Regions from separate parts of the Homo sapiens genome. Here region 2 is linked to region 1. Evidence: read pairs that join two places in POLR2A ChIA-PET (ENCODE). Cell type or tissue: MCF 10A. All regions are shown on one strand.

Region 1 (5,000 bases):
CCTCCACAGAAACCTAGCAGCAGCTGTCTGGTGAGACACTGTAATGGGATCACCTGGGACCCCAGGGCAGGATGAGAAGGAACATGTCTGGCAGGCGGCAGTGACAAGATCTGCTTCCCTTGGGTCCCAACACTGATAATGGCTTTTCTTTGAAACAAAGTGGCAACATATCAAATGAACCCAGGGAGAAGTTCTGGCACTGCTTGGGAGCTGACTGCCTGGGCAACAGATGCTGGGATTTGGGGTTGAGGGTGCGGTAGAGCCAAGGAGAAGGTGGAGGGCAGCCACATGCAGAGTTTATGGGCTGCTTTCTCAGTGGAGAGGGGCCTGCAGAACTGCTGTTGCCACACTGGGGGCGGGTCTGGAGTCTTTGAAGCCTGAGTCCCAGAAGTGATGAAATTCCCTCTAAGATAGGTATGTTTCCTTCACATGGGGAGTCCTGTAACCCACCTGGTGACAATGCCAGGAGGTCGACATATGTTGTCTTCACAATGTATCTGTGGAATAGGTTTTATTATTCCTATTAATGTTTCATAGATAAATAGCACTGAAGCTCTTCAGCATGAATTCTGTTGCTAAAAAGTGGTAGGGCTGGGATTTGAACCAAGTCCGCCTGACTCTAAAATCCAAAAAATGAGTATTACAGAGTACAACGCTCTCTCTTCCCAGGTTAGAGGAACCACTCGATTGTCAAGCACAGTGAGGCATCTAAAAGTTACTCTTCAGTGGCACAGAGACATAAATAAGCAAAAGAAAGGGGATGGGGACAGAAGAAGGAGAAGGACAGAAAAATGTCCACAGCATCAGAAGCCACAACCAGAGGCAAGAAGAGGTCAGCTAACATACTCTGCTGCCTTCAACGAGAGTATGTTAGCTTTCTCTGCCCAGGCCTTAAGACCACAGACCTGGGATTAACAGTAAAAAGTAGTATTTACTGAGCTCTTACTATGTTCTAGGAACTGTGCCAAGCCCTATCTATAGATTAGCTAACTGAGCCCTCAGAACAGGCCTTAAATTACTTCCATCTCACAGATAAAGAAATAGATTTGGGACAATTAAGTAGCTGCCCAAGGTCACCCAGCGGGGAAATAGTAGAGGAGAGATTTAGCCAGTTAGTCTGACTCCAAAGTCCACGAGCACTGCTCACGGGCTCTGCACACACTTTTAGCTCTGAAGCCCTTCCTTTCTGGGCAGCTCAAACTCCCTCAAGTGTGCTCCCACTTCTCCTCCCCTGGTTCCAGTCTCATGGAAGCTCACCAGATGCTGGGGGACACAGGGACTTTCAGCTGTGCCAGTTTATCTGTGTGGCCCTTATAGCCAGCCCCCCTACCCTCCACACTGGCTACAGATAAGGCAAAGTTTTGGACACACTGCGGATGCTCATGGCAATTGCTGGCCCCTTTTAGACTGTCTCCAAGCGGCTCTGTTCCCCCCATCTCTGCCACTGCTCAGCTCAGAAATCTCAGCTGTGCCTTCCATTCCATACCTGGTCTCTGACTTGTCTCTGGCCTTGAAGGGGGTTTGCCTCTTGCCTATCCATTTTGGGCTATGGCTTTAGAGTAGTTGGTTTTGCAATCTGGAAGACCTAGTTTAAAATACTAACCTGACTTCTTACTAGCTACAGCTTATGTAGCCTATGTAGCTAGTAAGCAGTAGGGCTAGGATTTTAAACTAGGTCTTTAGTTTAAAATCCAGTCGAGTCTTCATCACTCAACTTTATTATAAAACTAATACACAAATTTACTTTGTAGTGTTTTTATTAGTATCTGTACTGTGCTTGGCACTCAATGGAACTTTGGGAGTAAGTTCAACTTTCATTATTTCCCACCTGAACTCCTCGGGTAGGTAGGACTCCAGGCTCAGAATCTCTTGGCTCTGGCTGCTAAGTCAGGCCCCACTCTTCCACCATTCCCTCCCTCCCATGTAATTCATTCTTCAAAAGCAAAAGCTGCAAACGGTTCAAGTTGAGACATGTTCAGCATGCACTGCAGTCACCCCAGGCCAACTCCAGACACTGCAAAGAGGTTGGGAGCCCTCAGGAGCCTAGGAAACCCCACTGGGTTCTCTGCTGAGTCAAAGACAAAATCCAGCTCACAGAGAGTGGGAAAAGAACAGGAAAGCTACATGCATTTGAAAAATTCTTATATTTATTGATGGTTCAGAGGCCAATTCTACAGTTTGCATACTATTTTCACCCTTTTCCCTTCTGCCTTACAGACGTCCAGATTTGTGTGTGTGTTTTAAATAAACCTCAGAAGGTGGGACTTGGAAGAGGTTATCCCTTCAGATGGCGAGACCTCGGATGTCCACCCCTTCTGCAGACTCTGGAACTTTCTCATTCTATGTAACTAACCTCATGGCAGCAAGATAGAACAAGATACAGCTTGCTGACCCACTCCCTTTCCTGGCAGGCTCCAGAGAGCCAGTTCATGAAAACTGATTGATTTGAGGTGGTTTTCTTTCTTCATGGTGCTGCAAAGAAGTATCCAATCTCCATTACATAACTAAAAGAAAAGGGAATTCCAAATGAGGGCTGATCTGTGTATGTGCAATGTCATTTAATTCCAGTGACACCCTGAGTAGTGGAATTATTATTTCAGGTTTTTCGTTTTTTTGTTTGTTTGTTTTTGTGTTTTTTTGAGATGGAGTCTCGCACTTTCGCCCAGTACAGTGGCAGGATCGTGGCTCACTGCAAGCTCCGCCTCCCAGGTTCATGCCATTCTCCTGCCTCAGCCTCCCAAGTAGCTGGGACTACAGGCGCCCGCCGCCACGCCCGGCTAATTTTTTGTATTTTTAGTAGAGACGGGGTTTCACTGTGTTAGCCAGGATGGTCTCGATCTCCTGACCTCGTGATCTGCCCACCTCAGCCTCCCAAAGTGCTGGGATTATAGGCGTGATCCACCACGCCCGGCTCAGTTTTTTTTTTTTTTAAATGGAAACTGAGGCTTAGCTCAGTTAAATCATTTGCCCCAGGCCACAAGGGTAAAAGGAGATAGAGATTTGGCTTCAAAACTCAGGCTCTTTCTTCAGCATCCTATAGGTTCTATGGTGTCAGGGAAGGTGAGGGACAAGAATACCATTTTATTTTAATTTATTCATTGTTTAAGGACAGGGTTTTACTCTGTCACCCAGGCTGGAGTGCAGTGTCACAATCACAGCTCACTGCAGCCTCAGCCTCCTGGGCCCAAGCAATCCTCCTGCCTCAGCCTTCCAAGTAGCTGAGAATACAGGCATGCGCCACCATGCCTGGCTAACTTTTGTAAATGTTTTTGTGGAGACAAGGTCCCACTATGTTGCCCAGCCTGGTCTCAAGCTCCTGGGCTCAAGCGATCCTCCCACCTCAGCCTCTCAACATGCTGGGATTACACGTGTGAGCTATCTTGTCCAGCCAAAAACACCATTTTATGACCTGCACTTAGCTTGCTTGTGGAAGGAGCTCAAAAAATGTTTGTTTTAAAAGAATCCAGCTCAGCAATTGGAAGAAGAAAGGCAACTGGATCACCTCGAACGGACACTTGGCTAGCTACAATGGCATCCTGGACCTGGGGAGCTGTGCATGGCTGGGTCTGAGCAAAGGGCAACCCGTGTTCTACATGGCACAAGTGACCCAACATCAGGACCATAACCAATGCCCTCCTTCTGCCTCATGAGTACATAAGACACGATAGACCCTCCACTTCAGTATTCCCCATTATGTGTTTTAAAAATCACTATTCTTGAGAGATCCTTGGCTAAAAAGAGAGGATTCTGAGACCAAATATATTGGCAAAAATGCTGTTTTCATAGAGGTTTACAACGTACCCAAGCATAGTAAAGGATCTGAGAATATCTGTAGCAAAAAATCCTATTTAAATCTGGATTCCCCTTTGCTTATAATAGCTATTGATTTAAAACACAGAGTCTGTAACCAGAACTCCTAGGCTTTATTTCTACCTTTACCACTTATTCACAATGTAGCCATATGCAGATGATGTAGTGTCTCCAAGCCTCACTTTCCCCTTAAAGAATATATCCCTTAAAGAAAAATGGGGATATATTAATGTTATTTGTAGCTTAGGGTGTTGTGCAGATTAATTACATAAACATCTAAAAGGTTTAGCTTACTGCCTTGCAGTATTCTATTGTGAATTGTTAGTTTTAGTATCCCATTGACCAAATGGTCTTTGTGACAAACTTTGGGATTAAATTCCTGGCTATTTATTTTCATGATAGCAGTCTTGGCATTAATACATCAATTCTGGACTTGCAAAAAACTTACAGTGGCAGGTACTAAATAAGCCCTGGAGTATAATCTACCTTGCATTATTTTCTACTAGTTTCTCAAACTTATGTCTTATATTGCTGTAAGTTCTCTGAACAAAGGGACTGTGTTATACTTTGATTCCACCTTTGAAAGCACCTGGCACAGGCAAGGCAGGGAATACTTCATCGATCAAAATTGAATCAGAAAAGAGCAGTGGTCTTATTTAGTCAAGATGTGAATCCATCATCTCCTGTTTGGGGGAGGCAAAAAAAAAAAAAGAAAACCCACAGCAGAAAGGATAGCTTTTTGCCAGACTCCTGATATATATAGTCCTGGCATGGAAGGCTGCATGTTGCTTTTGGGGAGAAGAGAAAACTTTGCAATGAGGAACACTGTGATCCAGCCTAGGGTGTGGAAAGGAAAAACTCTGAAACTTTCTTTTTATCATTGAAATCTTCCTTCTTCTCTTTTTTTTTTTTTTTTTTTCAGGTAGTGAGAGTTAATTTTCAGTCACTGTACTCAGAAAGTTAATGCCAGACAACATTAACCAGCAGTCCTAACTGAAATAGATTGTATATCTTAAGGGTTTGGAGTTAGATTTTGACTAGTCTTATAATAATCCAGACAAACCATCAGCAATAATACCAGACTGTTAGATATGTGCCTGTATTGATGATATAGAAAACAATCTTTGATTACAAGATCTCTAAGTGATTTGCAATCAATAATTGAGACTCAGAACATGCCCTTCTCTCTA
Region 2 (5,000 bases), 140 kb after region 1:
ATACCTCTTCCCTATTCATATACTTATTTTAGGATTTAATTTATCTTTCACTCTTTCTGTGAAGTCTAGGGACTGGACAGCTACCTCTTCAACTTGTCATCCTGTACTTAGCATTTTACCTCTGAATAACTCACAAACTACAGTATACCCCAAACCAGATTAAAGGTATGCATTGGATATAGTGTTTAAGCACAAAAACACCCATCAGCCAACTGAGGACTGTTGTGTGAAGACTAATGTCCTGAGATGGCCAAGTACACATCAGGTGTCCCTTTCCTCCCCAGGAACACGGCCAGGGCAGCCATCAGCTAAGGAGACAGAAGCTTTTCTGGCTTCAGAATCTTTCTTAACACAGCCTCTCCAGGCAGCCACTACTGAAGGGTCAGACTTGGTCCTCCAGATGAAAAGCTTTTGTCATGTGGCCTCCAAGCCCTCAATCCACCAGGATGCCCAAACTAAATTCTTACAGATGGGAGTATCTTCAGTCTTTCTAAAGAGAATGTCACAGGAAAGTAGGCAGGAATCTCTTTTTATCCAGGTTTTAGCCTAAGTGTTAAGATCAGCAATTCTAAAACATGGTGTCAGCCCTTTGTGACAAAGTCCTCTATTATCCTGTTCATCTCCCTGCTGAATTCTTAGCAACCTCTCTCAGAGATCTGCAGACCCTTTTTCTTGGGGGAAAGAGGTAGTTTCCCAAAGCTGTAAGTGTTAGTTCAGAGAATGAGAGATGCTGACTTCATTGTTTCCCAATTCAGTGAAGCAGGAGCCGGACTTCAGGCATCTAATTCTCCTCAAATAAAGAGCTAGGGGTGACTAGACTGGAGGAAGAACATGACACACGTGTGAGGTCTAAGAACCAGAAGAAAAAAGGAGGGAAAGGGAAGGACTGGGAGTTGAAAAAATTTCAATTTGCCTTTACATGGTACCTATATTTCACTAGAGGAAAAATTGACCACGAATGTCAAATGTAGTAACTTTTCATTTCAAGTTCTTGTCCTCTCCATCTGCTCCAATTCAGAGCCCAAATGCCCGAAAAGGGCAAGATAAGATAAAGTAACGAGACCATCAACTTCTCGCAAATTAATAAGTTACCATAAATGAAAATCAAAGTGGAGGCGGATCCAGCCCCAACTGGCTGCTGTTCTTTGGGAAGGAGAGGTGGCCACTGTCCTAGAAGGCGGCCCTGCCTTCTCCGTCAGCAGCAGCCTCAGTCAGCTCTCCTGCGCTCCTGTCTCTTCTTCCTGCATACTCTGCCCCAGATTCTGACTTGAACCTTGCTAAAATACTGATTAGCCCTCTGTAAAGTTTGGCTGTCCAGTGGCACCAGAATCATAGAATAATCAGGGTAGTGGACCCTGTAATGTGCCATCAGATTCCTTTAGGACTAGGGCATTTATTCTCCCAGTTGGGAGTGTTAGAGGCTGGCAGCTTTCAGCTGAGGGCCTCTCAAAGAAGCATGCTTAGTTAGAGAGAGCCACCGCCCTGGAGGGAGTTTGCCCTCTTGGGATTGGGCAACCCACAGCCAATGACTGGCTGATGGAGAAACATAAAGGCCTTGCCCCCTTGCCTTAACTCGGGACCACTCTTCAGGCTGTCCCGGCTCCAGAGCCCCCTGTGCATCACAGCCATCTTCTCCCTCTGTTCCGTTCTCCTGCTTTCATTCCCCTGCCAGTCCTTGTGGCCATAAGCAGTCCCTAATGAACCTCCTACTTGCAAATCACAGGGTCTCAGAGTGAGATTCCTGGATAACTGAACTGTGACCATCAGACACAAAGTACAAATAGTGCTTCATCATCTTTTGCTCAACTTTAAATTCATACATTATTTACTGACATCCCTAATGCTTGCATCAGCCACATTTATACGTTGGTATTCAGCAAACACAAGAGGACATGGCTAGGCTGCCTGTCCCCCAGTCCAGTGATAACAATGCTACTGCAGGATTTGCACCATGATTTTAAAAGATGCAGTCCTCATTTTGTGTGGTTCTGATATGCACCCATTTCAGTGAGCACAATTTAAATGACACCCATCCTACAACAACCCTGTTCAAATTTCAGTTACCACAAGATATTATAGTAGTAACTGAATGAAGTATGCTCTTCAGCCCACACTACAAAAATGACAGATGCATAGCACAACCAGTGGCCAATCACATCACTTCTTTCAAAGACTGTCAGTGACTGGCCTGGTCACTGCACATCTGAGCAGTAGAGTGATACTTGGCCCTGGGGCTTGGGGAGATAAAGGAAGGACAGCAAGAAAGCAGGGCACACTAGCCAGAGGGTGGTTATGGATGACCTCCTTGACTATCAGAGTCCTGAACAGGAGCAGGGCCTTAGAAGGGGTCTGGAAGCATGTCAATCCATCCACATTCAAGCACAGGAAAAGTGGGACCAATATCAAACCTCATTATTCATTTCCCACCCCTACTGTAACACATTACCACAAACTTAGTGGCTTCAAACATCATAAGGTGATTTTACAGTTTGGAGGTCAGGAGTCTAAAATGGGTGGCAAGGCTGTGTTACTGCTGGAGGTTCTCAGGGAGAATCCACTTCCTTGCCTTTTCTAGCTTCTGGAGGCTGCCTGCATTCCTTGACTTGTGGCCCCACATCACTCTGACCTCTGCTTCTGTCATTGCATCTCCTCAGACTCTCGCTTGCCTGCCTCCTTCTCATAAGGACCCTGTGGCTACACTTGGCCCACCCTGATAATCCAGAACAATCACCCATCTCAATATCTTTAGTGTAATCGCATACACAAAATTTCTTTTGGCATGTAAGATAACATATTCACAGGCTTTATGGATGAGAATGTGGACATCTTTGGGGAGCTATTATTTTACCTACCATACCGCATCATGTTTTTGCAAATGACTGGTGTTCTCCTGGACAATGTCCTGCATTCAGCTGCTAGAATGACAGGGCTGCCTGCAAACATCTGTGTCCGTACCTAGACCTCCCCGGGAAAGGGCAAGAGTGAAGGAATGACGGCCTGGTGTTCCTGCCCCAAATCAGCTTTTCCCAAAGGGCTGCTTAAGACTCTAGTCCCTAGATACATTCTACATTAAAACCTACCACTTTCCCGTGAATGTGGGAAGTACTGCATTCACACTCTCCTTCTTGGACACTCACAATTCATATTAGCATAACAAAGATCCTGAGATGTTCTGCAGTAAAGAAATCTCTTTGACTTGCTTAACTCTGAGTTTTCTAAATGTATTTTCACATAAAATAAATTTAGGAAGAAGTTGGGAATGCTGTACTAGCTTATATTCCAACTCTGGCCAATGCTGTGCAAACAGTTCTGCATGAAGTCCACAGACCTCTCAGGCCCTCTTGAAAGCTTAATGCATGAAGCTGTCTTACCAGAATTATATTAATTCTCCTGGAGTGGTTTCTTCTCTTGCACCAGCCCTTGGATGCACTTTGGCAAACCCTGAAACTGCCTATTGACTCACACGTGCAAAGTATATGAAGTGACACATTCTTCAGGTGTCTCAGCTCTGCCTGGAAACTCATTTCCCGTAGAGCCATTTTTTCCCCCTCTCTCTTCCTTCTCTTTGACTCTGGCTCTCAAAACTAAGGGGAAAAAAATGACCAGGAAATAACGTGTCACCAATTACACGCATGGGCTTTTACCTTTCTCTCTCTTAGCTGTCAAATCAAATGCCTGGGCAGATTGCCACATGGAAACTAAAACTCTTTTTCATTTAGCAAATGAGGTGCTGTTATCAAAACAGAGAAGCATTGCCTTATTGCTGGTGTGTTCCAGGCTGCAGCTCTGGATCGCTACTGCAGTGGGATGGTTGACTCACAAGTTTTTCTTGGGAACCACTGGAAGTCTTGGAGGAACCACAGAATCTCAAACAGAAGGAAACTTAGAGATCACTCATTTAAATTTTCTTCTGGAATCCTAGACTCTTTATTTAATATCCCCAATTAAGAGGCTTTTAATTCATGTTTAACATATTTTACAACCATCATCTATCTTTCAACTACTACTCACTTGAACAAAACTTCCATCCTAGAGAACCAGGTAATTTGCCAAGCCCATACCAGGCTATGTACCTCTTGCCTGTGTCTGAAATGTCTCCTCTCATCTACCCCCATTTTTCATCATCACAATAGCCAATATTTATTGTATATGTTCATATTCTGTATGGTAGGCACTGTGCCAGACCCTTTAATTATGTCAACTTATTTAATCTTTTTTTTTTTTTTGAGACGGAGTCTCACTCTGTCACCCAGGCTGGAGTGCAGTGGCTTGATCTCAGCTCACTGCAACTTCCGCCTCCTGGATTTAAGCAATTCTCTGCCTCAGCCTCCCAAGTAGCTGGGATTACAGGCACCCGCCACCACGCCCGGCTAATTTTTTGTAATTTTAGTAGAGACGGGGTTTCACCGTGTTAGCCAGGATGGTCTCGATCTCCTGACCTCGTGATCCGCCAGCCTCGGCCTCCCAAAGTGCTGGGATTACAGGCGTGAGCCACCACACCCCGGCTAATTTTTTTTTTTTTTTTTTTTTGTATTTTTAGTAGAGACGGGGTTTCACCATCTTGGCCAGGATGGTCTTGAACTCCTGATCTCATGATCCACCTGCCTTGGCCTCGCAAAGTGCTGGGATTACAGGGATGAGCCACTGCGCCCAGCCCAACTTATTTAATCTTGACCATAGTCTTATGATGTAGTATTGCTGCTTTATAGACAAACAAGCAAAATTATTTACTGAGTTTTACTGTGACTGATACCATTTGCTGTGTGCCACATTTAAGACACTGTGCTAAGCATTTTACATTTTTATCATTGTGTCTATGAGTCAATGTTATGATTCCTCTTTTGCTGATATAGAAACAGAAGCTTCCATATGATGAGAAATTCATCCGTGGTCATACAGCTAGTAAGTGGCAGGGCTGGGATCCAAGTGCACAAGTATCTTCTATTCATACTTCACTCCTACCTTCTTGTTTTCTTTCCAGCCAGTGGGATCCTCCGTGT

Evidence for each region. Peaks named below come from ENCODE experiments on the same cell type or tissue, not always from the same donor. Only the 100,000 strongest peaks of a DNase experiment are listed, where the experiment ranks them.
Region 2: POLR2A ChIA-PET joins it to region 1 with 5 read pairs; 3 of 35 experiments call an interaction of 5 or more read pairs at or near these places.

What each region holds. Positions count from the first base shown.
Region 1 is chr9:27,360,655-27,365,654 of GRCh38, forward strand. The region is part of intron 2 of MOB3B (MOB kinase activator 3B); the gene reads right to left. Among named protein-coding and RNA genes, the nearest start is that of EQTN, 66 kb to the left of the region's middle. In MCF 10A, no CTCF peak of the experiment used is centred here; a DNase peak (open chromatin) is centred at 1,987.
Region 2 is chr9:27,502,324-27,507,323 of GRCh38, forward strand. All of the region lies in intron 1 of MOB3B (MOB kinase activator 3B), which reads right to left. Among named protein-coding and RNA genes, the nearest start is that of IFNK, 19 kb to the right of the region's middle. In MCF 10A, no CTCF peak of the experiment used is centred here; no DNase peak of the experiment used is centred here.